Linked DNA regions of Homo sapiens: region 1 is linked to region 2. Evidence: chromatin loops called from intact Hi-C (ENCODE). Cell type or tissue: adrenal gland. All regions are shown on one strand. Links, peaks and the distances in the headings refer to the core of each region. The heading gives the core; the rest is flanking DNA.

Region 1 (11,036 bases), core at 1,991-9,990, 130 kb after region 2:
ATACACTTGGGCAAAAAAAGAGTCTACCAAATAAAATAAGTGCACATATTTAATTTCATCAATTTCATTGTATTGTAAATGCACAAGACATTTTTAGTGATTCCCTCTGAAAATCAGAATCCTTTCAAAATCATTTTATAATTTGAAGAAATCCCTTCTTTATATTAGATCTTCAAGAGTAAGGCTTCCTGCAAGCAATGATTCTTAACCTGTTGGGAGATTTCGAGTCCTTTGAGAATCTGCTGACAGGTGGGGCCGTCCGCAGAAGCACATGTAGATTCGCATAAGCACAAAAAATTTGCTTATACAATTTCAGGGTCTGTGAACTCAAGGTTAAGAGCTTCTAACCTCTCACATACGTTGCTGATGAGAATGCAAATTGGTACAAAGGTCAAGAAGGGAAATTTGGCAATATCTATCAAAATTACAAATGCTAGACTGCAGGGCTGGACTTTGCTAAAAAAACAATTACAAATGCACATACCCTTTGGCCCAGTATCTCCTCTTCTAGGAAGTTATCCTACAAACGTATTTTTACATGGGTGAAATGATGCTTGCACAAAGGTATTAACTGCAGCATTATTTGTTACAGAAAAAGACTGGAAACAACCTAAATGTCCATCAATAGGGGACTGGTTAAATACATTTTAGTATGTCCATACATAAAATACAATGTATCTTTGTTTAAAAAAGAATGTGAGGCCAGGATGGTGGCTCACGCCTGTAATCCCAGCACTTTAGGAAGCTGAGGCGGGCAGATCACCTGAGGTTGGGAGTTCGAGACCAGTCTAACAACATGGAGAAACCCCATCTCTGCTAAAAGAAAAAAAACCACACAATTATCCAGGTGTGATGGCGCACGCCTGTAATCGCAGCTACTCAGGAGGCTGTGGCAGGAGAATCTCTTGAACCCAGGAGGCGGAGGTTGCAGTGAGCCGAGATCGCGCCATTGCACTCCAGCCTGGGCAACAAGAGAGAAACGCTGTCTCAAAAAAAAAAAAAAAAGAATGTGATAGTTATTCATGTACTGATATAACACAATCTCTAACATATATGATATGATAAATGAAAAAGAGAGATATAGGACAGTGTAAACAGTATACCATTTGTTTTTTGTTGTTGTTTTTTTGACAGAGTGGGACTCCGTCTCTAAAAAAATAAAATAAAATAAAATAAAGTCAAGCAAGTCCTAAACCTCACTTTCCTCATTTATTCAGTTATTCAACAAATGGAGTGTCTCTTATGTGCTAGACACTGTTCTGGCCACTAAGGATACTGAAGTAAAAAAAAGAGACAAAAATCTCTGCCCTTGCTTGAGGTGATGGATAGCCCAATGACTCTGATTTGATCATTATACACTGTATGCTTGCATCAAAATATCACATGTATCCCGTAACTATGTACAACTGTTATGTATCCATAATGATTCAAAATTCAAAAAAATCTCCACATTCATGGAGCTGACATTCTATTGTGGGGAAAGAGACAACAAATTAAGAAAACTATGTAGTATGTTCAATGGTGGCAAGTGCTGGGAAGAAACTAAAGTTGGGAAGAAACATGACGACTGCTGGCCGGGGGTAGTTGTAAAAACTAAATGGGGCTTCAGGGCAGGGCTTTCTGGGAAAGTGACATTGGACCTGAAAGAGAGGCAGCTCCAAAGCCTGTGGATAGGGTGTTGGGGAAAGCAGTCCAGGCAGAGGGAAGAATCAGAGCCAAGACTCTGGGGCCCTGAGTAGGCTTGGCTTTCCTGAGGAAGAGCAAGGAGGCTGGAGCCGAGGAAGCTAGTGAGGAAGGCTGAGGGAAGGACAGCCAGTGAGAGAAGACACGGGCCCGTGGAGCCTTTGTAGCCATTGTAAGGGCTTTGATTTCCACTCTGAGTCAGATGGGAAGCCGCTGAAAGGTTTTGAACTTGCATTTTAACAAGAGCACTTTAGCTACCATGATGAACAGACTTGAAGGGGGTGAGGGCGGAAGGTTACTGCAATCATCCGGGTGAAAGAGGATGGTGGTTTGAAGCAGGGAAGTAACAGTGGAGGAGTGAGAAGTACTCTGATTCTGGATATGCTTTATGAAGGTGCAGCAACAGGATTTGCTGACCAGATTGGATGCAGGGTTTGAGAGAAAGAGATGAGTCAAAGATGACTCCAAGGTTTTGGGCCTCAGCAACCTGAAGGCTGGACTTGCCGCTACCTGAGATGAGGAAAACTGAAGGGGAGGAAGTTTCTTGGGGGCAGAGGAACGAGAAGGGAATATTAGGAGCCAAGTTTTAGACATTTTAAACTTGAGATACTTTTTTTTTTTTTTTGAGACGGAGTTTCGCTCTTGTTGCCCAGGCTGGAGTGCAATGGCGTGATCTGGGTTCACCGCAAACTCCGCCTCCCAGGTTCAAGTGATTCTCCTGCCTCAGCCTCCCAAGTAGCTGGGATTACAGGCATGTGCCACCATGCCCGGCTAACTTTTTGTATTTTTAGTAGAGACGGGGTTTCTCCATGTTGGTCAGGCTGGTCTCGAACTCCTGATCTCAGGTGATCTGCCCGCCTCAGCCTCCCAAAGTGCTGGGATTACAGGCGTGAGCCACCATGCCCGGCCTGAGATGCCTATTAAACATCCAAACAGAGATGTTGAGTGGACAGTTGGATGTTTGGTCAGGAATTCAGGAGCACGGTTGGACTGTAATAATATTCATCTGTAAAACTGGGATAATATAATAACACCTACATAATAATGCTTATTATTGGGAGGATTAAACAAGACAATCCATGTGAAACTTTCAGTGTACACAGGGCCTAGCACACAATACGCCCCCAATACATTTCAGCTATTATTCTTATTGAAATTTAAATACTCTTAGTATTTTTATCATTACTATGAAGTTATGAATATGGTTGCTTTTAAGATTAATAAGTTGTTTCTGTGTCAATTCCCAGGAATGATTTGCAAAAGAAAACTAAGTCTTGCCAGGCACAGTGGCAAGTGCCTATAGTTCCAGCTACTTGGGAGGCTGAGATAGGAAGATCACTTGAGCCCAGGAGTTCAAGTCCAGCCTGGGCAACATAGTGAGACCAACTACCCTCCCCCCATCTCAGGAAGGAAGAAAGAAAGTGGAAGGAAGGAAAGAAGGAAGGAAGGAGGGAAGGAAGAAAGGAAAAGAAAAGAAGGAAGGATGTAAAGGAAGGAAAGAAAGAAAGAGAGAAAGATAGAAAAAAAAAAAGAAAGAAAGAGAAAGAAGAGAAAGAAAGAAAGTAGGCAGTGCCTTTGAAATTGGTTTCTAGGCCCCAGAGTTCAAAACTTTGAAGAGTTGGGCATGCATCCTAGTCCTTATAAGTTATGCCATGTTTCTTAAATAATCAGTATGTTACTTCATCAACCCAGAATTTATGTCAAGCTTTGAAAAGGGTTTGACATGGAGAATGAGGCAGTTTATCAGGAGAAATTGAATACGAGCAAGGACCCTGTGGGGAAGACATTCCCAGCCTGTTCACGTAGCCTTCGTGACACAGGGTTTAAATGCAATGCAGCATGAGAACTGACTACCCCGTCTCGCCTTCAATAGCTATAGATGTTATCGCTGGCCACAAGTTTATCTGGCTCCTTTTAAAATTGATTCACAAAAGCCACGACCCATGTCTTCCTGAAATAGCAAGCTTCTCAGAGGAACTTCCCTTGAAGAAACACACTCTTGCTATCGTCTATTAATTTATTCAGTGATCTTTAGCTGTTTTATGTTGGGGAAGTAGAAACAAGAGCTGGTATGGTTTTATTACACATTTCTAGATCTTTGAAGCAGCGAGCTTCTAACATCAAAACCTAAACCATGAGGTTTCTCATTATTTTCACATCTCTTTGAATTTTGACTATAAATCCCCGACCCTGTAATTCTCCTTAATATCTATGACAGGCTTGATGCTCAATAACTACCTATTAAGAATCCTCCTAATCTCCATTTATATGCAAAGGAAAGAGGTGTTGAATGGTTCAAACAATCCAAAAATGCTTGTGTAACAAATAGATGACTAAGGTCACATACAATCACAGACCTTGTTTGATGAATTTAGCAATGGCAACACAACCACAAGGATACAGGTGGATGTACCAGTGAGAGAGAGAAGGAACAGTAACACAAAGGAGGCGCTTTTTCCCCTAATCCTTGTTTTTTTTCCTTAAATGAGGTCACATAAACTGAACTGACTGCTGCTAATGAGGAGGTCATTGCTCAATTAAACTTCATGAAACACCACTTTCATTCCTTTCCCCGGATTCTTTTGTTTCTAATGATTTTTTTGAGATGGAGTCTCACTTTGTCACCCAGGCTGGAGTGCAGTGGTGTGATCCTGGCTCCCTGCAACCTCCGCCTCTCGGGTTCAAGTGATTCTCCCTGCTTCAGCCTCCCAAGCAGCTGGGATTACAGGCACGAGCCACCATGCTTGGCTAATTTTTGTATTTTTATTAGAGACGGGATTTCTCCACGTTGGCCAGGCTGGTCTCGAAATCCTGACCTCAGGTGATCCACCCGCCCCGGCCTCCCAAAGTGCTGGGATTATAGGTGTCAGCCACTGTGCTCAACCATGTTTCTAATGATTTCTACATTCACTGTCACTATGCTTCAAGCAGTGGCTTCATGTGAAAAAATAATAAAAACAAAACCCTTCTCCCTTCTCCCAGGAGTCAAGGACTAACCCCTCAGGGTCTCATAGCCCAGAATGACATGTGAAGGGCCAAGGACTCCCTTACATCTATGGTTCCCTGCAGACACTCCTACTCCAGCCTCTCTCTGGCTGTGTGTCCCAGAACTCTAGGTGGAGGAGAGCTAAGCAATCCAGGAACTGATCATTCTGAACTGAGCCAGTCAAGCTGATCTGTGGCAAGAACTTAATAAATTTCTATCCTGTATCTGTTTTTCTGGTTTAAAGGGAATCTTTTTTGTTTTCTATTAATTTTAAAGTAAATTTTAGTTTTATATTTCCAGCCAAGCTAAGAGGGAAAAGAAAAGAGTTTTGTGCATATTCAGCGTGGTGGTGCCAGAAGAAAACGCTATTTAGCAAGAGGTGCTTTATACACCAACCTCTCTTTGGCTTTAAAATTTAGAACTCAGGGCCACCAGAAAAATACAGGTATCTTTTTGTCCATGGGCAGTGTGACCATAAAGTTTGTCATCCAACCCAGAATACTTCTGAGAGTGAAACAAGGCAATACAAAGAATGCCACCAGTACAACAAGCAAATCAGACATCACTTTCATCACCAAATAAGTCCCTAGTCTACAACAATTTTTTCATCACTCAAGAGGCTTGATCCAATAGATGGTTCCATGGCTGGCACACAGAATAAATGCCCTCTTCCACCGGGATAAATATGCCCTACTGTTTTATGAATACAAGAGCAGGTTTCTTTCCTTCTCCCCTCTCTTATCCAACCATCTCTACTGCCATTTTAATTACAGAGTCCTGTTGCAGATTCTGTCTACCCAGACCTGCCATAACCTTAGCCCCTACATCCTTGCTCCAAAAAGTTCATCCAGGGGTCTACAGATTATACAACCCATCTCCTGATTTCAGTTAGTGGGCAGTGAGCTGAATATTTAAACTTCCGTAAGGCTGAGTGTAGCGGTTCATGCCTGTAATCCCAGCTATGTGGGAGGCTGAGGTGGAAGGATCATTTGAGCCCAGGACTTCAAGACCAGCCTGGGCAACAAAGTGAGACCCTGCTTCTACATAAAATTTAAAAACTACCCAGGCATGAACCTGTAGTCCCAGCTACTCAGGAGGCTGAGGTGGGAGGATCCCTTCAGCCCAAGAATTTGAGGTTGTGATGAGCTATGATCATGCCACTGCACTCCAGCCTGGGTGACAGAGTGAGACCTTGTCTCAGTCAGTAAATAAATAAATAAATAAATAAATAAATAAATAAATAAATAAAATTCTACCAGAATGACAATATGATTTGGAATTAGTCTTATCTGCTGTACAAACCAGGACAGAGGTCCTAAGGCAATTTCCAAAGTCCTATCAGATAGGTGGCCTTTCTCACCATTAGCAGGGGGCTCCTCTAGGGCACAGAATATGTACAATCTAATTCTATATTGACAGTGGCTAGTGCCCAGAGCAGGGGCTGGTGTAGAGTGGGTTCTCAGTATGTGCTATGGAATGACCAGGCTGCTTTCTCATCTCCGTCAGCTCTGGGTTCTTGAGTGCCCATGCTTTTCCTACCCCTTTCAATGCAGTAAGGGGGAGTCCTGCCATGATCTGTCAGCTGGCTGGGTTGGGCTTTGTTGCCAGCCCTCAGGGACTGACTAGCATTCTGCTTCTCCCAAGGATTGTGCTGAGCCAAACAGAGCCTCCCACAGACTCCAGGTACCAGGTTTGGGCACAGGCTGAGTCTGCTGGGTTCCATTCAGTTCAGGAACATCCAGCAAAGTCCATTACCTTCCCAGCCCCAGGCTGGGTACTGGAAGCACAGACTGAAAGTCATATACAATATCAAAAGGTTATATATGCACTGAAGCACGGTGACTAACAGCAACGACTCCACAGTGGAACTGCCTGGATTTGTATTCCAGCTCCACAATGTACTATCTGATTATCCTTGGATGAATATTTAACCTCTCTATGCCTGACTTTTCCATTTGTAAAGTGGAAATAATAGAGCCTGCCTCAGAGGGTTGATGTGAGAATTATATTCAATGATTTAGAACCATGCTTGGCACAGCAGAAATGCTCAATAATGCTAACTATTACTGTTTTGGGGTTTTGGCTCCTCTTCCTGCGGCCCTAATGCTTGGCCCACTTCCCTTCATTCTCCCTGGTTCTGGCTGGTTCCCTCATTTTTCAGGAAGGTCTTTTCTTTGCTCTTGGCCCACTTCAATGCTGAGGACCAAGGACACACATCTTCACGCTAACATTTGGCTGGTGCCTTGTCCATCAGGATTTAAATCCAAAATCTTTATGAGGTTAAGCAATTTTCTACCATCCCTGAACACAAGTGAATCATTACATAACTATTTTTCTAAGAAGGAAAGAAAACCTGGTCCACACAGAAGGAGGACCAGATTTGGAAGGAGTTGCTCTGAGCAAGAAGCCCCTGCTTCTAAGCATACCTTGTGACTACATATTTCCAGTTCTTTCAGGGACAAAAGTGGGTGTTTCCACCCACCTCTCAGAAATTCTGATACAGTGAACAAAAAGAATCTTCTTAGGATTTTTAACAATCACGCTGTTATTTTCTTCTCTACTCACCCTAAGTTCTCTACCAGGTACTAGATCTTCTTAACTAGTAATGATTGGTTACAATATATTTACTCAATTAGGCAAATAGACACTTTTCTTTAATATAATCTTTAATATAATCACCAAAGCCACTACTACCTAGTCAGGAAAGGTAAACTTTGAAATAAACTGGATTTTTTTTCACTTAGATTAAGAAAATGCTGAATTTTTATGATTTTATAGTTCATAGCCTCAAACTCCAAATAATTTTAATTCGCACACTTAACAGTTGCATTCAAAAACACTGCATTGCTGCCATGCCTGCCCCAGCCAAGTTCCAGGTGGTACTCTTTGCATCATCTCCAACACTTAAATTACAGATAATTTCAGTGAAAAGCAAATAATCAAAACTATGTAATAATGAGATTACAGGCTCACTCCTGTAATCCCAGCACTTTGGAGGCTGAGGTGGGCGGATCACCTGAGGTCAGGAGTTCGAGACCAACCTGGCCAAAATGGAGAAACCCCATCTCTACTAAAAATACAAAAAATTAGCCGGGCGTGGTGGCACACACCTGTAAGCCCAGCTACTTGGGAGGCTGAGGCAGGAGAAATATTTGAACTCAGGAGGCAGAGGTTGCAGTGAGCTGAGATTGCACCATTGCACTCCAGCCTGGACGACAAGAGCAAAACTCCGTCTCAAAAACAAAACAAAACAAAACAAAATAAAACAAAACAAAACAAAACAAAAAACCTATTAGCCAATAAACACAAAAACCTCCCCAAATATGATCATTCTATTAAGTATAAATCACAACTGCTCTGCCACCCACCTCCCCCACTGCAATACTTAGGAATGTTTCCTTCTGATGGATCTGAGTTAAATCCTTAAGACACAGCGGTCGAACTATTGTGTCCCAGAAGTCTCTACTTCCAGGATGACTTAAACACATCTCTGACCTAACTCGTTTTTTTGGCTTTGTTTGTTTTTTTGCTCATGGTGCCTGCTAACCCAAACCAATGGTTCAGTTGCCGTATGCTCCTAACACACACTTACCTCCTTCCTTCCACCAGTGTCCACAGTCTTCACACTGATCACCAAATCCCAGCATCAATCCTGGAAGAGACTGTAGAGACCAGCCAATCCAAGCCCTCATTTTACAGATATGGACTCTGGCGCCTACTAAGAGATAGACACTTGGCCAGGGTCACGCAGCTCATTAATGCAAGAGCTGGGACTAGAATTGCTTAACTGGAGATTCATCTCCCTGTGGTGTCATTCTTCTTCCAACTGGTTCTTTTGCCCTTTGCCCTAGTTGGCTTTCCTGCACTCGCACACAGTCCACACCCTCCTGGGATTTGGCAGCAGCCTGTGAGGCTCACCTGGAGTGAACTAACCCAGCTCAGCTGGCCTGGGACTCTTTACCTTCAGAGGAACAAGGATCACGTGGCTCTCCCGGAAACAGAAACACTGTGTGTGGGGATGCACGGGATGTTCAAGTATATCCATCACTACAGGTCTGCCAAGTCCTCCATGCTGAGGAGCAAACAGAGCTTACAAGTCATTTCTAATATCTGAGACTGTTAGGTTCTTTTTTGCTATAATTTCAGGTTACCCTGTAATAAGAGCTTTGGTAGTGCCCCCTAAAATAAACTTATTTACGATAAACATTTACTTAGGAGATAACCAAACAGTTCTCATTTGCTAGGCACTGTGTTGGCATGAGAGATACAAAAATGAGAAGACGTGATTCCCATCCTTATTTTGGTGGAAGAGAAAAACACATAGACAATGGTAAGATATTATGCTAAGTGCTTTGACGCTTGGACAAGAGTAGGCACAGGTCTCATAGACACACAGAAGCAGCAGCTAAGCCAGCACAGGAGAGCTAGTGGAATTTTTTTCATGACCTTTTTATTTAGAATAGTTTAAGATTGATAGCAAAGTTGCAAAGATAGTGCAGAGAATTCCATATACTTCTCACCCTGGTCTCCCCAGTATTAACATCCTGTATTACAGTGGTACCATGGTTACAACTAAGGAACCAGCACTGGCAAGTAACCATTAACTAAACTAGTAAAGACTTTTTGGAAAAGGTGATATCTAAGGTGATTTTATTTATTTATTTATTTATTTATTTATTTATTTATTTATTTTTGAGATGGAGTTTCGCTCTTGTTGCCCAGGCTGGAGTGCAGTGGCGAAATCTTGGCTCACTGCAACTTCCACCTCCCGGGTTCAAGCAATTCTCCTGCCTCAGCCTCCCAGTAGCTGGGATTACAGGCTTCTGCTATGACTCCCGGCTAATTTTTTTCTATTTCTAGTAGAGACAGGGTTTCAACATGTTGGCCAGGCTGGTGTTGAACTCCTGACCTCAGGTGATCTGCCCGCCTCGGCTTCCCAAAGTGCTGGGATTACAGGCATAAACCACTGCACCCAGCTATTTCTGAATGACATTAGGAATTAGCCAGATGAAGAGATAGAAAAAGGGATTTTGTGTGTGTGTGTGTTTTTAGTAGAGACGGGGTTTCACCATGTTAACCACGTGGTCTCAATCTCCTGACCTCGTGATCCTCCCGCCTCAGCCTCCCAAAGTGCTGGGATCACAGGCGTGAGCCACCACACCTGGCCAGGAAAAGGAATTTTAATCAGAAAGAATTCATGTGCAAAGACCTATCTTCCCACCAACATCATCCCTTTTTACTCTCTTCCTCAACCTGTTGCCTCTTCTTCACTCTTCCTCTATTCTTCTCTTTTCCCACTCAACCTCCCGCCTCTATCTCCATACACCGATCTGCTGGATGTTCCCTGAGCTCACCAAACTCTTTGCTTTGGGTCTTTGCACTATAAAATGTATATTTAGGAAGATCACTCAGGCTGCAAGGTAGACAACGCACTAGGGAGGATAAGACAGAATAAAGACCAATTAATGGGTGGCCTGAGCAAAAGTGGTAGTAGTGGGAACAGAAAGAATATTATGACTTTTGGAGATATTAAGGAGATAGAATCAACAAAACTTAGTGGTTAATTCAAGGTAGGGCCTATGGGTGGGGCAAGAGTCAAGTTGACTCCCAGATTTCTGGCTTTAACAACCAGAGGGAATGGATGGTAGTGCCAGTCATTGGGCTAGACAGCATAAGAGTTAAGATTGATTAGAAGAGTGCTATGGTTTGAATGTGTGACCAAAATTTCATGTGTTGAAAATTTAATCCCCAATGCAACAGTATTAGGAGGTGGAGTCTAATGGGAGATTTAGGTCATGAGGGCTCCACCCTCTTGAATGAATTAGTGCTCTTATGAAAGGGCTTTCAGGAGTGGGCATTCTCTTGCCCTCCCACCTTCTGTCATGTGAGGATACAGCAAGAAGGCCCTCACTGGACCAGATGCCAGCACCTTGATCCTGGACTTCCCAGTCTCGTTATAACTGAGAGAAAATAAACTTCCGTTCTTCATAAATTACCCAGTCTCAGATATTCTGTAATAGCAGCCCCAAATGGATTAAGACAGATGGGAAGAGGATTGGTTCTGCCTTGAACAGGTGAAGTGTGTACCCATGGGACATCTGAGAAGACAGTGAAGTTAGGAGGTCGGTTGGATATACACCTCTGTGTTTCTGGAGAGAAGTGAGCTGGTGACATATGTGGTAAATCATTAGCCTAAAGATGGCATTTGAGGCCAGGCAAGATTGCCCATGGGTACAGAAGAGAAGGGGATCCAGGAGAGGTCCTTAAAGAATGCTGCCATTTAAGTGTGACCCAAGGAAGAGTGTGGAAGGAGGCTATGGAGCATCTAGTGAGGTGAAAAGAAAGCTAGAGAATGTGGTATCCCTGA
Region 2 (11,036 bases), core at 1,130-9,129:
TTCCTGGGTTCAAGCGATTCTCTTGCCTCAGCCTCCCAAGTAGCTGGGATTACAAGCATGTGCCACCATGCTCGGCTAATTTTGTATTTTTAGTAGAGATGAGGTTTCACCATGTTGGCCAGGCTGGTCTCAAACTCCTGGCCTCAGGTGATCCACCTGCCTCAGCTTCACAAAGTGCTGGGATTACAGGCGTGAGCCACAATGCCTGGCTGAGAAATAATGATAAAATGCAGTGGATCTGAGAGACAATCTTAGGAAATACAGCAGGGAACTAGAGCTCTTCCACAGCATTCCTTGGTTTCAGGAAAATTTCAGATACAAAGAAAGCTTCTTTGTTTAGTATTTATGAAAGATCAATTGTTTACTAGGAAATAAACAGAGAAATAGCTCTCATCCACTTGAGCTGAAGCCTCGGCTCAATTCAATTCACCACCTCCCTTTAGGCTGCCCTTACCTACAAGGCCAGTGAAAGGGGCCTGTCCTTATTGGGGCAAGACTCAGTGCCTCACCTTCTTCTGCAGATACCCGGTGCGCTTGTTGTTTGTTTCCAGGCCAGAGGAAAATGGAGGTAACTGGGTCAACCAACAGCCTGTAGTACCCAGCAATCAGGCAGGCTAGGTCTTTTGCACTGTTGGATTCCAGCAGCAAAGTCAGAACCTTTGAAAGCAAATAGAAATCTCATGTTTATCAAGGACCAAGGGACAGTCTGAAGACTGACAACAAAGCCATGTGGGACCAACGAGAGATTCCAGGTAAATCCGGCCATGGTCCACAGGTAGGTCTCCTGGTGCCCCATATCCTCACTTGCAAGGCTTTAAATGAGGACATGCATGTACTCGTACAGACACCATCGCGTGTGTGTGTGCGCACACATACACACACACACACACACACTCTCACGCACTCACACACTCACTCACACACAGTGGGTCCTTCCCACCCAATCTATACAGTGTCTTCTGACTCCTCATCCTCTACCCCAGCGCCATATCCAAACTGCCCCATCCCACCCTGTTCATTCCTGCAGAGGGACTTGCAAGACTGAACTTAAAAAAGAAAAAGGAGCAAGAACATGTGGAGAATGAGGGAGAGGGTGATAAGAATAAAGCACCAATATTGAGTATGTTGGGATTAAATCAAAGGAGGGCAGAATAAAAGTAAGACCTTTGAGAGAGGCTCAGGAGGTACCCTGCACTAGTTACCTTTTTTTTTTTTTTTTTTGAGACAGAGTTTTGCTCTTGTCACCAGGCTGGAGTGCAATGGTGCAATCTTTTGCTCACTGCAACCTCTGCCTCCTGGGTTTAAGTGATTCTCCTGCCTCAGCCTCCCAAGTAGCTGGGATTACAAGCGTGAGCCACCACACCGGGCCCACTATTTACCCATTTTAATGCCCACCACTCAAAGCTTTTGAGCAGCAATCTGGTCCCATTCATGTGATAAAATCCTCTGGTGGGCCGGGCGCGGTGGCTCACGCCTGTAATCCCAGCACTTTGGGAGGCCAAGGCGGGTGGATCACGAGGTCAGGAGATCGAGACCATCCTGGCTAACACAGTGAAACCCCATCTCTACGAAAAAATACAAAACATTAGCCGGGCATGGTGGTGGGCGCCTGTAGTCCCAGCTACTTGGGAGGCTGAGGCAGAAGAATGGTGTGAACCCACGAGGCGGAGCTTGCAGTGAGCCAAGATCGTGTCACTGCCCTCCAGCCTGGGCAACAGAGTGAGACTCTGTCTCAAAAAAAAAAAAAAATCCTCTGGTGTTCTCCATCTACGTTTCTAAATCCAACAGGAAAGCACATGGTCCATCTCAGTTTGTGCAAAAAAACCTTTTAGGACCTCTTCAGGAAAATTTACCATTTACCACTTTCCGTTTGATAGAACAGGATGGACAATTCGTCCTCTTAAGCAGATATTGGACATTAGACTTTATTATTATTTAAAATTCATATAAACTAGCCTGGCCCCTATTTGGCCCCAAATTCCAGCAGTTGAATTCAGAATCTCTCCCCATTGTGTTACCTTGACGTCCTGAAGATACACTTTGACGACGCTCACTTTCTCAGACTCTTCCGTTAGCTCTACACGGCTGATGTTTGCAAACTCTGCCAATGTGGACATGATGTTGAGTTTGCTATTGATAACCTGGCTAATCCCATACTTGGCTCCAACTAGAAGGGCAATGTAGGATTCTCTATCCTGTAACTGCAGAGGGTGGAAGGGGAATTAGTCTCCATTCGCAAGCGAGTGAAAATACATTTCACATGTAAGCAATAATACCTCTCGCTGCAAACTCCTTGATTCCTACTTTGGATCCTAACCACCACTCCTCCAGACTATTGCCTAACTTGGACCCCATCAACAGCTAAATCAAAGTGTAAATTTATTTCCCCAAAACTCTTTCCAATATAGCCCTGAGCCACAGCCATAAACACATCTGTATTTTCACACCTATGTACCTATCTTCCTGCTCTTTGAATCCCTTCCCTGCCATCATTTCCCATTTAAATCCTGATCCTTCTTTAAAAGCTTACATCAAAACCTACTGCCTATGGAAAGCATCTGCCTGATCTCAGCCTCCTTAAGCCAGAAATCTCCCTTTCCTCTCTGTTGTTCTGTACCACTTCCTCTTACTTCTCTACTAGCACTGAACACTTATGACTTCTTATTTTAATTATTTGTATTAAGTCTCATTTTCCACATTAAGTTTCTTGACAACAGAGTCTGCATTTATCTCTATTTGTAACCCGCAGTGCCCAGCAAGCACCCTGAACCTGTTCCATGTAGCTGGTTGCTTCTCCCACTACCAGTTCTTTCCTTAGACAAGAAAGGTAAAGGGAGACTGGGGACTGGAACTGGACAGCTGGGAGAGGGTAGAATTAGCCCTTAGAAAAATTGGGAAGTTTTTCTTGTACCTTCAAAACTTTCCTTTCTGTGATCTAGTCTCTTTCCCACCTTTTGGGTCTTCTACTTAAACGAAGAATCCATCTGTGTTTCCCCTTCCCCTAACTATCTGATGCTCTTCCTTTCTTTCAAAACACTGATTCTCTTCTTCCATCTACATTGTTAGGTTAGCAGTCTGATTACATTGGCCCATCACTGTAAATGACTGAGATGCATACCAAATCTTTTGAAAGGATTTTGGTTAATATTTTTTTAAAACCCCACTCTAATTGTAAATTGGTTTTGTGCTGCAGAGTCCTGGGGCTGACAGTGCTGGAGGAAAGCTCTCTGAAACCATACCCCCGAGACACTGACTGCTGAAAGGCACAAGCTCTAGGCCTAGGCTCCAAAAAGAAGCAGGCAGGAGAATGGGAAGAGAGCAGAGGGCTTTTCTGCTTCTCGTTTCTCTTCTCAGGCCCACCCCTCATTCCTCCCTTCTGAACAATCAGAGACTCAGCTTGGCAGTCAAACACTCTTATTTTTCTTTCATGATTTCCAATTTTCCTCTTCACCTTCATATACCCAAAGCTCCAGAGTGAACTGCTTACCATCCCCTTCTGACCCAGAATGCCTTTTCCTCTCTACTGAAGTCTGGCCAAATTCAGGCTTCCTCTTGCCTCTTTCCTTAACCCCTTCTCCTCCCTATACTTACCCTGAAGCAAGCAGTGCTACCTTCTGTCTCCAAACTCCACAGCAATAGGCCTGAACCTGTCTCATGGCTTTGCTTCATTTTGTTGGGTAGCTTGTTTCATCCTTCAAGGACGGAAATCACATCTTATTCAGCCCTGCTTCCCCTAGCATCTATCACAGGGGTAGCACCAAGCAAACGCGTGGTAAATATTTTCCAGTGGTGTACTATTTAGTTTACCAGACAAATTCTAGTACATGACAGAGTCCTCAGGAATTTTAGGCTAAAAGACACATTGATTTTCAGAGGATCTCTAAGGTCCCTTACGTGAGTAGGATTTCACAGTTCTCTAATACATACCATTAAAGTAGCATTAAAGATTCTTCCACCATATGTCTTGAGTTCTCCGAGGATCTGTAGATAATTTAAACGTAGCTGGGCAGCAGAAATAAGTTGCTTAATAGAGAAAAAAAAACACTTGAAGTCAGAGTTATTCATTGGTCTAAAATCCAGGCAGTGTTGAAAATGTTTTTCCTAAGGTTTCACAGACGACAGCTGAGTGGGTCGGCAGAGGCACCTTCATTACCTTCTGTCGGGGTTCCAGCAAATTCTGGTTCCTCTTCATGTGGAAGCTAATGGCTTTCTTGATGTCTTTGCCTTTCATGTTTCGGAGTAAAGTTGGAGATATAAAGTTCTCTATTCCCCAGTCTTTCCTGCCATGAGACATTGGAGACAAGGAGGCCCATTTCTACAGGGTACTTGGCTCTAATGAAGAGCATAATTACATTTGATTCAGTACTTAGTGTTCCCATAATACAGCAATTACGAGCCACTTTCTCCTCCTCTCTTTTTCTTTCTCACACACACATACACACACTCTCCACAAAAATCCCCACAGGCATTCAGGAACTAAACCCCATTGATCATTCTGGGAGCTCATTACTCTTGGTGTGGTGTGACCATCTATCAGTCAGAGCAGGAGTTCTGAATCTTTTTCACTACAAAATACATGGCAAATAATGACAGCATACAAGAGAGTACAAGACACTCTCATGGGGCAACGCAGAGCTCCTGTGAATCCCCTAGGCTAAGCTTCAGCATGGTGCCAGCCTAGCAGCTTCAAAATCCCCCAGAAAATTGCTAAAACTACAGATTCTCAGGCCCTGCTGCGAGAGATTGGACTTAGTACATCAGGGGTAGGGCCAAGGATATGCTGTATTTTTAAAAATATGATTCCCCATCTGATTCTGATGCTCAGGCAGGACAGAGCTGAGATCTGGGGAGGGGCTTAGCAAACCTGAGTGATGCTGTCCAGAACAATTCTAAGCTAAGAATCAGAAGGTGCTGGAATCGTAGGACTTGAAACTGCTCTAGTGGAGACATAATGCAATAGGAACTGGTTCATATCCACGGGAAAAATTAACTTCCAAGGCATTCCCACCCCTAGAAAAGCTTAACACTGATGCTGGCAACTGATTTCCCAAGACATCTTCCCAGGAACAGGCAATTTACAAGGGAATCCTGTGACATTCCATCTGGAGTTGGCTTCTGTCCCAGAGAGAGCAGCCAGGTTCAGACATCTGGGGGAGCCAGGTCAGATTAGAGAGGGTGCAGAGGGAAATGGATGGAAAGACAACAGACAGATGGGTAGGTGGGTGACTATCAGCTTTCTGTGGCATCTGGCCCTCCTGGCCAGGGGCCAGCAAGTTATAAATGCAATGCAGCTGCCATCCCCTGCCACTCACTCTATATACTTTAAAGAGATCTTCTGTGGCTGGGCACAGGCGTAGATCCGTTCCTGGATGTGCAGAGCCGCGAGTCGGAGTGCAGAGCTACATTTCATTTCTACAGCAAAGCGCTCCTGGAGCACATCGCTGCAGCTCTAGAAGAGATTAAATAGAGCAGATGGGAAACAAAAGCAGACATACTGTGTCCCCTCGTTCTCTCGGGTGAAAGGCAGCAGGACCAGGAGCTCCGCTTTGAGAGCTGGCTCTGACAGTTCTTGGCTGTGTGACCTTGGTTAAGTTACCAAGACTCTCCAAGCATTTGGTGTCTGGTAAATGAGGATAGTAAAATCTACCTTATGTGGTTTCTGTGAGACTTAAATTAGATAATGCATATGAAAGCAGGTATAAGGCACACAGTGTTATACAAATATAAAGTATTGATGGCGTTGTTATTGCTATTATTATTATTTTCTGCCACCATTTCTGTAAGACTTGGGGCAGTCCAATCCACCTAGTCTGAGTTATCTCATCTGTAAAATGGTGATATCTGCCAAATGATTCTTTTTCTTTTTTTTTTTCTTTTCTGGAGACAGAATCCCGCTCTGTCACCCAGGCTGGAGTGCAGTGGCATGATCTTGGCTCAATGCAAACACCACCTCCAAGGTTCAAGTGATTCTCCTGCCACAGCCTCTCAAGCAGCTGGAACTGTAGGTGTGTGCCACCACGGCTGGCTAATTTTTTGTATTTTTGGTAGAGACGGGGTTTCACCATGTTGGCCAAGCTGTTCTCAAACTCCTGACCTCAAGTGGTCCACCTGCCTCGGCCTCCTAAAATGCTGACATTACAGGCGTGAGCTACCGCACCCGGCTCCAAATGATTATTTTTCATCAGAATAAAAATGGCATCATAACTCTCATCTAAGGAGGTAGAATAGGGGGAGCACCAGGCCACGGATCAAGAACCAGGTTTTGGCTCTGCCACTAAGTGAGTGACCCAGGCAAATCACACGACCTTTCCAAGACTCAGTGTCATCATTCTAAAACGAGGTTTTAAAGCACTAAGGCCCCTTTTGGCAATAAAAACTGTAATTCTAAAGATCCTAAAATGGTATTAGAAAATGTATCATCTACATTGAGGACTGAGCCTGAATTTCATTCTGATATCGCACACCTGCTAAAACAGCAACTCAGTGATGGAAAAGGGAATTCTGAGCGATGATCAGGCCCATTCTCCTTCAGATAAAGAGAATCCCTACCAGGGAGTTGTTTAATGGCCTCGAGCTCACGTTCAAAATCACCCAGTGCACCATCTTTGAGAACAACCACTGTTATTTTAGGAAGCACAGACCCAGTCACCTGCAGATAGAGGTATTCAAAGGCCACGGGGTCTTCTTTCAGGAGGTCCAGGGGGTCCTTGGGAACAAAACAGACCCTGAAGAGGCAGCGGTAGTCATGTGACTCCTCCCTTTCTACCACCTGCGATGGGTAAGGGAGATACTATTAATCTCCTAACTGCCTTTGTCCTTGCAGTCATTCCACAAAACCACTCTATAAAACACAGACAGTGAAAGACAGTTCCCAGAGATTTCAATTCTAGTGCTTCCCAAGACAGCCATAGACCTTTACTCCTAATTTGACTTTCTTTTTCCTGGGTACAAAATGTAAAAGGTTCAAAAGGGCAGCATTTCCCACTCACCTATCTTCCAGTTTCCCTTTCCAGAGGAAACTCCTGTTTTCAGTTTCTTGTGTGCCCCTTCCAGAGACAGTTTATGTATATTCATGCTTCAGTATAAGTCTATTCTTTTATCTTCCACAAATAATAATATAGTATACATACCATTCTACAACTTACTTTATTTCACTTAAACTATCTTAGGGATTTAATGTGATTTTCTTTCCCAATGCAAATGGAATAGAAGTAATTAAAAAGTCTGCAAGCAGTAAACCTTCTAATCGGTGAGTGCATTGGGTAAGAATTCATCTGCAAAGAGGAATGTTCAGGGTGGCTTTTATGAGGTTATGTATTACTCATTTCCAACTGTTAAAATCCTCCTCATCTTTGTAACAGACTCACAAAGATTTGTTGAACTAACCTGTGTTTAGCTTTAAAAAGTTGGTACAACATATTATTGAATGGTTGGGAGATTGAGTGATATAGACCGTTTGGCTGTGTTTACCCTATTCTGCCATCAGGAACCATATCGGGGGTAAGTCCCACAAGAAGGGCTTAGACACAGCAACAAATGCTTCCCTAATGGCTCAAAGGCAGCAGGTGCAAGGGAAGATCATCAGAGCTAGAAGCAAAAGATCAGGGTTCTATCAGCTGTGTTACCTTGAGAAAGTCACCTTACCTCTCTAAGCCTTTGTCTCCACATCTGCAAAATGGGGACCTTAAATCTGTGTCCTGCCTACCTCATACTAGCAGATGAAAATCAGGCTGATTCTTGTCCCATAACCCCCAGGCTGAGTGAGCTCTGTGCCTTCTGGGGCAAGAGAAAGTGCATCAAACCTGCAGATGTGCTGAGCCCTGTCCCCAGAGGTTCTGGCTGAGGTATGCAGCCAGCCCAGCCCATGCCTCCCAGGAACAGGCGGTCAGTCCTCCCTACCTGCTGGATGAGTTCCTCTTCGTGCAGCAGGTGCAGCCGGGAGATGCTGTACTGCTCTTCCAGGGCCAGTGCAAAGTACTCGATACTTCGGATGGACAGCTTCTCCTTCACGGTGAGGATGATGTCCTAGCAGGCACAGAGAGGTGCAGGAGTTACGCAAGAAACAGGAAGGACTTCCCTGGCCTTCCTGCCATTCCTCAGTGCAGCTAGGGAGAGAAAAGCCTGCACTGACATGCCCACTGCTGACTTACGCCAGAGTCTGGTCCCACTCATCAGGCCCCTTACGGCCCTGCAGCCACAGCTCCCCTCTCCTCAAGCTCCATCACCATCCATACAGCCACCCTGTCTTGCTTTACTTGGAAGGCTGAAGCCATCCAGTGGAGGTTTCTGCCTCTCTCCTATGTCCCTAGACTTATTCTCTCTCTAGAGTTCCCAGTCTCTATCTTTTTTTTTTTTTTTTTTTTTTTTTTTGAGAGGGTCTCCCAGGCTGTCACCCAGGCTGGAGTGCAGTGGCGTGATCTTGGCTCACTACAACCCTTGCCTCCTGGGTTCAAGCAATTCTCCTGCTTCAGCCTCTCGAGTAGCTGGGATTATAGGCACATGCCACCATGCCTGGCTAATTTTTGTATTTTTAGTAGAGATGGGGTTTTGGAATGTTGGCCAGGCTGGTCTTGAACTCCTGACCTCAAGTGATCTGCCTGCCTTGGCCTCCAAAAGAGCTGGAATTATAGGCGTTTGCCACCACACACAGCTAGTTTTTTTGTATTTTTAGTACAGACGGGGTTTTGCCACGTTGGCCAGGCTCCCAGTCTGTATCTTTGACTGCTTACTAGACAGAATCCCACCACCCACTCACTATGCAACTGAGTGAAACTTTTTTTTTTTTTTTTTGAGACGGAATCTCGCTCTGTCGCCCAGGCTGGAGTGCAATGCTGTGATCTCAGCTCACTGCAACCGCCGCCACCTGGGTTCAAGCAATTCTCATGTCTCAGCCTCCCAAGTAGCTGGGATTACAGGTGTGCGCCACCACGCCCAGCTAATTTTTGTATTTTTAGTAGAGATGGAGTTTCACCATGTTGGTCATACTGGTCTCGAACTCCCGACCTCAGGTGATCTGCCAGTCTCAGCCTCCCAAAGTGCTGGGATTACAGGAATGAGCCACCACGTCCAGCCACAACTGAGGGACACTTTTGAACCCCAGTCACTTCCTCTCCAAATAGAGGACAATAATGCGTAATTCTGAGAGTGGCTGACAGGACGGAATGGTTGTGAATGCTGCGCTGAGGCATCCTGGTTGCCACGCCACACTCTTCTTGCTCACTAGAGCAGCCCTCTGTGAGGTCTTTGCTGCCTCGAAGCATTCGCACATGCTGTTCCCTCTGCCCAGTATACTTTCCCCATTACTCTTTCCAGGTCTGTTTCTTTCTCTTCCTTCGAGTTTCAGTCCAAATGTCACCTCTTAGAGAGGCTTTCTCTGGCCAGCATACATAATCATCCCTGTTACTCTCTGTCCCAGTGTCCTGTTTATTTCCCTCACCATTATTTAATATTATTTTCTTCAATTAACAGCCATGGTAAAGTTAAGGGAATGGGTTCTAGACCTCCATTCCCAATTCCTAGCTGTAATTGCTTCTTCTCTCTATGCCTCAGTGTTTTCATCTGTAGAATGGGAATAATATTAACACCTATCTCATAGAGTTGTTGTGTACATTGAATTGATTTCCCCATAGAAGGCACTTAGAACAGCACCTGGCAGATGGTAAGTATTCAATGCATGCCAACTGCTAATCTCTGTTTTCTTGCTTATTGTCTTTCACCCCACTAGATGTTAAACTCTCTGAGGATGTGGGCCTTGCCTGTGCTGTGCTCTGTTATGCAGTATATCCAGTGCTTGGCACATAATAGATGCACACAAACTTTCACTTGGTGAGTAAACAGAAATCATAAATGTCCTGCCAGAACCTCAAACGCAGTAAGTCTCGCACCATCAGGTGCTCCTCCCTCCTCATGACTCCTGATTCGGAGCCCTCTCTCCACTTGTTCATCACCCCCCATAACTACCCAGTGACTAGTCCTGAAGGGTCCATTTCCTCCCTCCTCATGACTCCTGATTCGGAGCCCTCTCTCCACTTGTTCATCACCCCCCATAACTACCCAGTGACTAGTCCTGAAGGGTCCATTTGCTTCTGCAGCTCCACACCATTAACTGAGTGCTGCCTGTGTGCCTGGCATTGTGCTGGCCCCAATGGAAAGCCTGTCTCTTGACTCTGTCCCTTCTTCTCCATTCTCCCATGTCTACCTCAGCTTGGGCTCATGCATTTCTTGGCTTTGTAGAGGGATGTCCTGTGAACCCTCCTGCCACCCATCTGTTCTCCAACTTGCACATAGAGCAAAGGTTGGCAAACTGTAGCCTGTGGAGCAAATCCAGCCCACTGCCTGTTTTTGTAATTAAGGTTTTATGGGAATATAGCCATGCGCATTTGCTACAATGGCAGAGTTGAATAACTATGACAGAGACCCTGTGGCCTGCAAAACCTAAAATACTCACTATGTGGCCCTTTACAGAAGGTTTGCTGACTCTTGATCTAGAGGAATTTGTCTAAGCCTTGTACTGGGCATGCTCTCCCTTGCTCAAGAACGTTCAGTGGCTCTTGATGGCTCACTGGCCAAAATCCAAACTCCTTAGCTTAATATTCAAGACTCTCAAGGTATCAGGTGCCAACCCACTTCTCCCACTTTATCTTCTGCTGCTTATCCCAATGCACTCTGCCCACAAGCCCCACACACTTGTCAAACTTGCCCATTTCTGGATCTTTGTTGGTGTTGTTCGCCGTGCCCGGATGTTGCCTTCACACATCACTCTTGGCCCACTCCAGTCAAAAGCCAATCTATCTTTCTAAGTCCACCATACATGCTACCACTCCACTCCCCCAGAGGCCTTTATTTGGCACCCAGCTGGAAGCTTGCTCTCCCCTGAGCCTGTACCACACGGCTTCTGTCCCGCTTTCATGGTCTTAAGCACACCGGTACCTCGTTTCATTGTGAGTTGTCCCCAGATCTCATCTCCTCACCCTAGCCCCACCCCAAGACTTCAGGCTTCCTAAGAGTATAACCCTGGGTAATTTATTTATTTATTT

The links. Hi-C counts contacts between places; a loop is a spot of excess contacts. Peaks named below come from ENCODE experiments on the same cell type or tissue, not always from the same donor. Only the 100,000 strongest peaks of a DNase experiment are listed, where the experiment ranks them.
Region 1: it touches region 2 in a loop (2.0-fold over the local background); 9 of 110 quality-filtered maps call a loop at or near these places.

Annotation. Positions count from the first base shown.
Region 1 is chr9:37,600,565-37,611,600 of GRCh38, reverse strand. It overlaps a transcript of FRMPD1 not described here. Among named protein-coding and RNA genes, the nearest start is that of TOMM5, 13 kb to the right of the region's middle. In adrenal gland, for the core only: no CTCF peak of the experiment used is centred there; no DNase peak of the experiment used is centred there.
Region 2 is chr9:37,726,717-37,737,752 of GRCh38, reverse strand. FRMPD1 (FERM and PDZ domain containing 1) reads right to left here. Exons shown (of 16, transcript NM_014907.3): 8 at 7,900-8,025; 9 at 6,650-6,769; 10 at 5,313-5,449; 11 at 4,154-4,280; 12 at 3,928-4,023; 13 at 2,019-2,201; 14 at 510-657. Among named protein-coding and RNA genes, the nearest start is that of TRMT10B, 22 kb to the left of the region's middle. In adrenal gland, for the core only: no CTCF peak of the experiment used is centred there; a DNase peak (open chromatin) is centred at 5,262.